3 separate regions of the Homo sapiens genome follow, and regions 2 and 3 are each linked to region 1. A link is a loop called in an ENCODE intact Hi-C map of the cell type or tissue named here. Cell type or tissue: endothelial cell of umbilical vein. All regions are shown on one strand.

Region 1 (2,500 bases):
GAGTAAGTATCACAGTTTTAAAACATTCTCTCAGACATTTCAGGGAGGTTGGAAGGGTAGGTTAATAATTTACTCATTCTATATATAGGGAAACCAAGGCTTAGAGAGATTTTTTTTTTTTTAAGGTCAAAGAACTTTCCTTTAGATTAGCTAATCATGATTACCAGTTTTTTTTTTTTTTAAATCTACAAATTTTCAGCATTATATTTTGTAATGTGCAAATTGATAAGCACCAATTCTGTGGCACAGATCTGGTGTTCAGAGTAATAGAAACAAAACAGCATTTGTCCAGCTATGTCACCATCAGCAATTGAGAGAAGTCTAAGCCCATTTCAGAGTCTTCCATCTGAACTAATCCCAGGAGTCACAAGGATGCTTACTATGTACTAATAAATGTGGTCAGCCAGGTGCCATGCGTGCTCTGTCCCTGCCCTGACTCTCCAAGGTAACAGTCCCCAGTAAGCCACCCTTTGATGCTGCTGTTGAAGGAACTTATGCCCTTCCCAGAGTGATGATGGTGCCTGTGAAATCCACTGAGGCCTCAGAGGAGCTATCTTCTTTCACTTAGGAAGCCAGCACCCACAGTATCCTCAAGAAGTGTGAAGCACTCTTTTAGTTTTTATTGACTCTTGTTCCAGCTGTTTCTCATTCAGACTCAATCATGAGCCCTCAGCCACTCTGAAACACATTAACCTCTGCGCAGGCTCTTCTGTGTCCTCTTGGGTCAGACTTGTGGGCCTGAACTCTCTTCTCTCATAGAGATGAGTTATTTCCCAGAAGGCTGTTCAATTGCTCATGCAAACAGCCAACTGGTGGACCCACCTTCCCCTTCGGCCAGACATACCCGCACTTGTTTGAATGTCACATTAGACAGCCATAGAATTGTTCCTTCATAATATGGTAAAAAAATATTACTAGTTAATATAATGGATTGAAACACGTCAGTATTTCATGGTGTTGTGTAAAGAGCACTTCAGGTGCTCTGCCACCTACATAAGTTCGATAATAAGGGGCATGGGAAAATCAACACTGCACTCCAAGGCCCGAACCCCCAAACCTATGTTCTTGCCTCAGATCTGTCTCCCTTTGAGTGACCTTGGGAAAGTCACTTGGCCCTGCTAGGCCCTTTTATCATGCATAGAATGAAGGAAGTAGTATGTTTCTAAGGACTTTTTCAAGCATGCAAGTTTGCGATTTGTGGAGACAAGATTTATCATTTGCAATTACTGTCAACAGGTGGCAGCAAAAACCCAATTTTTAGTGACAAGAAAAGAATGTTAGCTGCCTTTGATTAATCCTCAGAATTTCAGAGAACATTTAATTAATTGTATTCATTTTAAATATGATGAAAAAACCATAATCTCCATATTTAAAGATGCTTCATGATAGAAAGACTGTATGTACAATATATGTTATCAAGTGAATTGAAAAGTAGGGCTTTTAAAATGGGCATGTTTCATAAACCATTGAGCTGAATACTTTTCTTCCAGTCATTTTGAATGTGGGTAGAGGTCTTAGGATAGTAAAACTGCCATATTAAGTGATATTTCAGAACAGGTCTTTTATATCTATTTTTAAGTTAAATGTGGAAGGATAAACTAACAACTTCAGGAATTCCTTTTTAAGTGTTGTATAAGTTTTTTTTTTTTTTTTTTGGCAGGGTCTTGCTCTGTTGCCCAGGCTGGTGTGCAGTGGTGCAATCATAGCTCACTGTAGCCTCAACCTCCCGGGCTCAAGCAATCCTCCTACATCAGCCTCCCAAGTAGCTGGGACCACAGGTGCATGCCACCATGCCCGGCGAGTTTAATTGTATTTTTTGCAGAGTTGGAGTCTCACATGTTGCCCAGGCCAGTCTTGAGATCCTGAGCTCAAGCGATCCACCCACCTAGGCCTCCCAAAGTTCTGGGATTACAGGCATGAGCCACCACATGCAGCAGTTTCTTATGTAAAGGGTGTTGAGAAAAAGCTGACATACATAGCAACATTACAATATCATTACATTTTACATTTTACCATAGCTCATATCACATTAAATGAATTCCAAAGAACTTTTGAAAAATGTAAAACTTTATTTGTTAGCATTTTTCTAATTTTAACAGTTGGAAATGAATGGGCTGTTTTTGGAACTTTGAAAAGTTTTTGCTAGCCAAAGGTTTTGTTGCAATGAACTAGAACACAAATGTAAAAATATATACGGATATGTTATTAAATTGTCAATGCAAACTTGATTCCATTTCATTTAATATTGTGAGCAAAACAATGATATATGAAACTGAGAAAAGTGCTATGGAAAAGACTAAGATAGGAGCTATATTGCAGGCATAGTCTCTTACAGGAATTTATAATTTTAATAAAGTGAATACCTAGATACTATGTTACTCTATTAAAACTGGAGAGGGTATACAAGCTATCATCTTGAGCTTTTCCTGAATTACAGACTTGTACTTTCAACTGCCTCCTTGACATCTCTACTTAGCCTTAGTATGGACAAAAGAGAAAT
Region 2 (2,500 bases), 51 kb after region 1:
GAGGCTGAGGTGGGTGGATCTCCTGAGGTCGGGAGTTCAAGACCAGCCTGACTAACATGGAGAAACCCCATCTCTACTAAAAATACAAAATTAGCCGGGGTGGTGGCACATGCCTGTAATCCCAGCTACTCGGGAGGCTGAGGCAGGAGAATTGCTTGAACCCAGGAGATGGAGGTTGCGGTGAGCTGAGATGGTGCCATTGCACTCCAGCCTGGGCAAAAAGAGTGAAACTCCACCTAAAAAAAAAATAAAAATAATAAAAAAATAAAGCAGTAAAAACAAAATGTTTGCATGTGTCATTATCTTTGTATTGGTCGTCTATTTTGTAAACTTTCATCATTACTTTAAGCATTTCAGGCCACTTCTTCAGTCATTATTGTTGATTATCATTTAGTCCTCCAATTCCATCAGAGTGTGCTAAGGTAGTAAAATGAAATTAGGCACAATGCATGGCAGAAGGTATAGCAATTTGAAATGTCTTCCAAAATCAATTAGATATTACTTTGGGTTAGCAGTGGAGGTGGGAACATAGTTACAGGTAATTGAGAATTGGCTGTGAATATGGGCTCATACATTGTGTTTTTGAACATGTTGATATAATTCTGTGAAATGAGAGAAATGGCCTCAAATCACCTGGCTGCTTCTGCTTTATTTTATGGTTAGATATTCAACTGCCATCACAGACTACAATAGAGGAAAGCTGCTATTATTTATCAAAGACTAGACCTGCTAGCTGAAGTGCAGTTCACCATTCACTTGGGTGGTGGTATGGCTCACCTCCAAAACACTGCTCATGAGTTGACCTTATTATTTTTATCTGCATGTCTTGACCTATAGCGGGCTTAAAATGTCATTATCAACCTAATGGAAATACAGATTTTTCATTTTTTTCCCTTTCTCTGCCTTCTCTTTTTTCTTTTCTTTTCTTTTTTTTTTTTGGTATGCATATGTATCATAATACTCTTTGGGTTAATCAGGTCCCATAGTGGACCTCGACAATACCTGAGGGGATCCTAAGTCATCAGAATATAGGGGGTGTGAGTGGTCTCCCTTTATTTCTGGAATGCTTGCTTTCTTCGGAAATCATGAAGACATCTTTATTTGAAGCCTTGTTCATCCTTTAAATTGACTCGCAGATTTGCTATTATCTAGAGCGTCTTGAAAGGTGTTGTGCGTATCTGACAAATGGCCTCATTATTCATTAACTTTCACTTTGATATACATATTTTTTAAGTTTTTTTCTCTTTTCTTGCTTTTAAAAATTGGATGTGTCAAACATGCCCCGACTGCTTTAGCACTGTCTATCTGTCTGGTGAAGGAGTGCTGGAAAATTCACATTTAAACAGCATCTCCACAAGTTCTTAATGATGTGCTGAAAGGCAGCTGGCCCAAGTCCAAGTCTGGGGTTTCACTGCTCAGGAAGGTCAGTTTAGTCCTAAGGGGAAGGAAAGAAAAAAAAAAAAAAACCCAAAAGACCCAAAACCAACTATAATCTGTATATCCCGTAAAAGAAAAATTACAAATTCTGATGTAATACTTAAAATTATTATTTCTTAATTCCAAAGTAACTGCTTTTATGACCAGCAAACTCCCAATGGTTAAAATTATTAGCTCAAGACATTTTGCTTTAGTTTAGACAAAAACCTCTAAGTGGCCTACTTTCATTTTCAGTTGGTTGAACAGTTTGTGGTTATATTTGAAATACTTTTTAAAAATGGTCTTGGGTAGGGAGTCAAATTAAAAAACCAAAAAATGCCAAACCTCAGTTTTTGAAAACTGTTTTCCTGAAGACCTGTCTAATCATTCCAATAAGGACACAAAGACATCGACCAATCACATAAATTCCTTATAGTCTCAAAAGCAACAGAAGGCCCCCCCCCCCACTCCCCTCCTCCAATGCAGGCAAGTTTTACATTATTTCTTAGATTAGCTACACATCTTGTTTTTCATGAATTTTAAAAACACATTTATGCCTCTCTGAGGCAGGAAGAATGGGAGTTAACAGCTCAGAAGGAAAATCATAGTGACATTGGACCACATGCCATCTGACGAGGGGATTACTTATAGATGATGTGTGTTCTCTAGTTATCCCTCAAACTCCCCTTGGACGATTAACTGTCTGGTTGGGAGGTGAAGGCTAAGACAGACAGATTAATAAACAGCTTTTCTTCACAACCAAGTCATTTGTTGAATAAAATCTATGGGAAAGCTGATGCCATAAAAGAAGTTAGATAGCATCACCATGGCATTATCGCCCTGGTTATCCCTGAACTCTGGAGACTTAATAATCTTCAAATAAGTAGTATTTAAACAAATCCCCTTTCAAAAGAAATGAAAAACTGGAGAGTTTATTTAATAACCACCACAAACATGAAGTGGTATAAAAAACTCTGCTTTCATGATTTAATTTTGATAACAACCAAATGTGCTGAGTAAGTCTTCAAGTCCCAAAGTTCAGCATTTTTTTTTTCTATTTTCCACTGCTTAATCTATTAAGAAA
Region 3 (2,500 bases), 400 kb after region 1:
TTGATTCTACACAGACTTCTTAGGAAAATTGTGTTCGTGTAAAACTGAAGAGTCCAAGGGCTTCCTCACTGGAATAAGCAGGTCTCATTTGAGGGTGGGGAGCTCTTGACGAGGGGAAGTGGCTCACTTCAGGAAGTCCTGAGAACGGATTTTCTTATGTACATGTGCAAGTTTTTATGTATCTGCATACTTTACTCTCTTTAGTTGATGTAAAATGTTATGACTATTGTTTTCTTTTCTAAAGGAAGAGTTTCACCTGCATTCTATCTCACTTACTAAATGCGAGCAATCACCAGATCTCTTGTAATTCTACAAAAGCAATTAATCAAAATGGTGACTTCCAAATTGTTGTCTTCCCAGTTATGTCTATAAGCAAATTGAGACCTGCCAAATATCAGTCTCAAAAATGCATATTTTTCCTGCATGCATAACTCCTGCACTAACGCTGTGTCTTGAGAACAAATGGTATGCAGTGCCAAAGCCTTAGGAAGGTCACTTTTTTTTTCATTCTCATGTTTTCTTTCTAACCTACTACTCATAGAGTCACAGGAACTTCTGAGAGCCTTCTATTTTAGACCTATATATTAGATGGTTACTAATTACTTTGAACTGATTGTTTTTTCCTGTTGAATATTCCGGATTTCTGATTGAGCAATATCTTGAAATTCCAAAAGTTGGCATGCTGGTAGTTTCCTTATGTTCCACACATTTTCAAGCACATTGACAGTGACTGTTCCCTGTTTCCAGAGGATGAGGACAGTGGTACCATGTTCCTTCATCAGCTTGCACAATCAGCCCAATTGTCCTCAGATGGATCGTTCACACTGTGGCAGATTGTCTTGACTGCAAGTTCTTCTCTTGGCTCTGAAATCTTCTGCTTAAACAAGTTATTTCATTGACATAAACAGGATCTTCTTATCCTGGCCCAACACTAACTGGAAGAAAAACCTTTTTAGGATTTGTCTTTCTCTGCCACAGAGAAAGTGTGACCCCAGAAGCTTGAAATGGGCACCATTTTGTAAAGCTAGGCCTCAGCATTACTCCGAAATTCATGATATCTTGGGAACCAGGTGTGCAGTCAAAAATAACAGCTTTTATTTCTGTAACTTTTATTTCTGTAGCTCTTATTTCTGTTCACTTAGAGTGAACAAAACTCATTTACATACATTATTTCATTGATTCTAACAATAATCCTGTGAGGTAAGCAGGACAGAAACTTATTGCTATTTTTCAGATAAGGAAACCAAATTCAAATAAATTGTTATTATTCATAAAATGATAGTAACCGACACCATATAGGGTGTTTGGGGCACAAAGCGCTTTCCTATGCATGAACTCAATCGTACTGACAGCAACACTGCAAGGAAGTCAGACAAATTATCCCACTGTTTCAGCTTAAGAAGCAGATGAATAAAGGGATTCCTTGTTAGGATTTCTGCTCACAAATGTTTCTACAAAGCTCTTTGCAGAACACACCCTCTCAGAAACTGCCCCTCCTGGTGGGCAGCTTCAGGGAGTGCTTGCTGCAACACGTTCTGCTTGCTAGTTCTGACCCCACCCTTCCTCCCACTCACTCCCAAACCCACCGTCAGCCTCAACGCAGCTGTGGAGAACAACTCAATTCGATATATTTTTATTGATAATTTGAATAAAGGTAACATAAATAACATGACTTAAATTTTGGAAAATAGACAAAGAAGAAAAAAACCAACAAGAAGTCCCATGACCTCAATCTCTGTATTAGGCCAAGTTTCCTCTAGCTTTCTTTCCCCCATGCATCTGCTTTTCTTCTATTTGTAATCATAAGATCGATTTGTATACATTTTAAATCTGCATCATTTCCACTTGACAGAGTATTCTTTTTTTTTTTTTTTGAGACAGAGTCTCTCTCTGTCTACCAGGCTGGAGTGCAGTGGCGTGATCTTCACTCACTGCAACCTCCGCATCCCGGGTTCAAGTGATTTTACTGCCTCAGCCTCCCAGAGATCACAGGCATGCACCACCACGCCTGGCTAATTTTTGTATTTTTAGTAGAGACAGAGTTTCACCATGTTGGCCAGGCTGATCTCAAACTCCTGACCTCAAGTGATCTGCCCGCGTTGGCCTCCCAAAGTGCCCGGATGACAGGCAAACTTCCGATTTTCTAATCGCTGAGGACACATAGCTCAGACATATGAGTATAGATAATTTTTCTTCTATATTTCAAGTTCAATATTATTAAAAGACTATAAAATCTACAGTCCTTATTGTAACAACACAAGAGAAGCTACAGACACTGGATGACTGTGGTTTCAAATCATAAATGTTTCCTCTTGATTCTAGACTCCTATGGAAGTCTAGATTCAAGTTACTGTTGCATCCACTGTTGAATCTCCAATGCCTGTTGCAATGTGTGGCACAGTAAACATGCAATAAATACATATTGGCTGAGTAAAGAAACTAATATCAGAGTAACTAGAAGTTATTGACTCCTGCCTCAAGTAAGCAGGCTGACTGGAGG

The links. Hi-C counts contacts between places; a loop is a spot of excess contacts. Peaks named below come from ENCODE experiments on the same cell type or tissue, not always from the same donor. Only the 100,000 strongest peaks of a DNase experiment are listed, where the experiment ranks them.
Region 2: it touches region 1 in a loop (7-fold over the local background); 11 of 110 quality-filtered maps call a loop at or near these places.
Region 3: it touches region 1 in a loop (29-fold over the local background); 3 of 110 quality-filtered maps call a loop at or near these places.

The regions. Positions count from the first base shown.
Region 1 is chr6:105,430,195-105,432,694 of GRCh38, forward strand. No RefSeq gene overlaps it. Among named protein-coding and RNA genes, the nearest start is that of PREP, 28 kb to the left of the region's middle. In endothelial cell of umbilical vein, a CTCF peak has its summit at 1,212 (motif pointing right); a DNase peak (open chromatin) is centred at 1,247; H3K27ac peaks cover 1,151 bases.
Region 2 is chr6:105,481,023-105,483,522 of GRCh38, forward strand. It overlaps LOC105377921 (a long non-coding RNA gene), which reads left to right. Exons shown (of 2, transcript XR_942832.3): 2 at 1-284. Among named protein-coding and RNA genes, the nearest start is that of PREP, 79 kb to the left of the region's middle. In endothelial cell of umbilical vein, no CTCF peak of the experiment used is centred here; a DNase peak (open chromatin) is centred at 1,389.
Region 3 is chr6:105,834,059-105,836,558 of GRCh38, forward strand. The region is part of intron 2 of LOC105377923 (a long non-coding RNA gene); the gene reads right to left. Among named protein-coding and RNA genes, the nearest start is that of LINC02836, 200 kb to the left of the region's middle. In endothelial cell of umbilical vein, no CTCF peak of the experiment used is centred here; no DNase peak of the experiment used is centred here.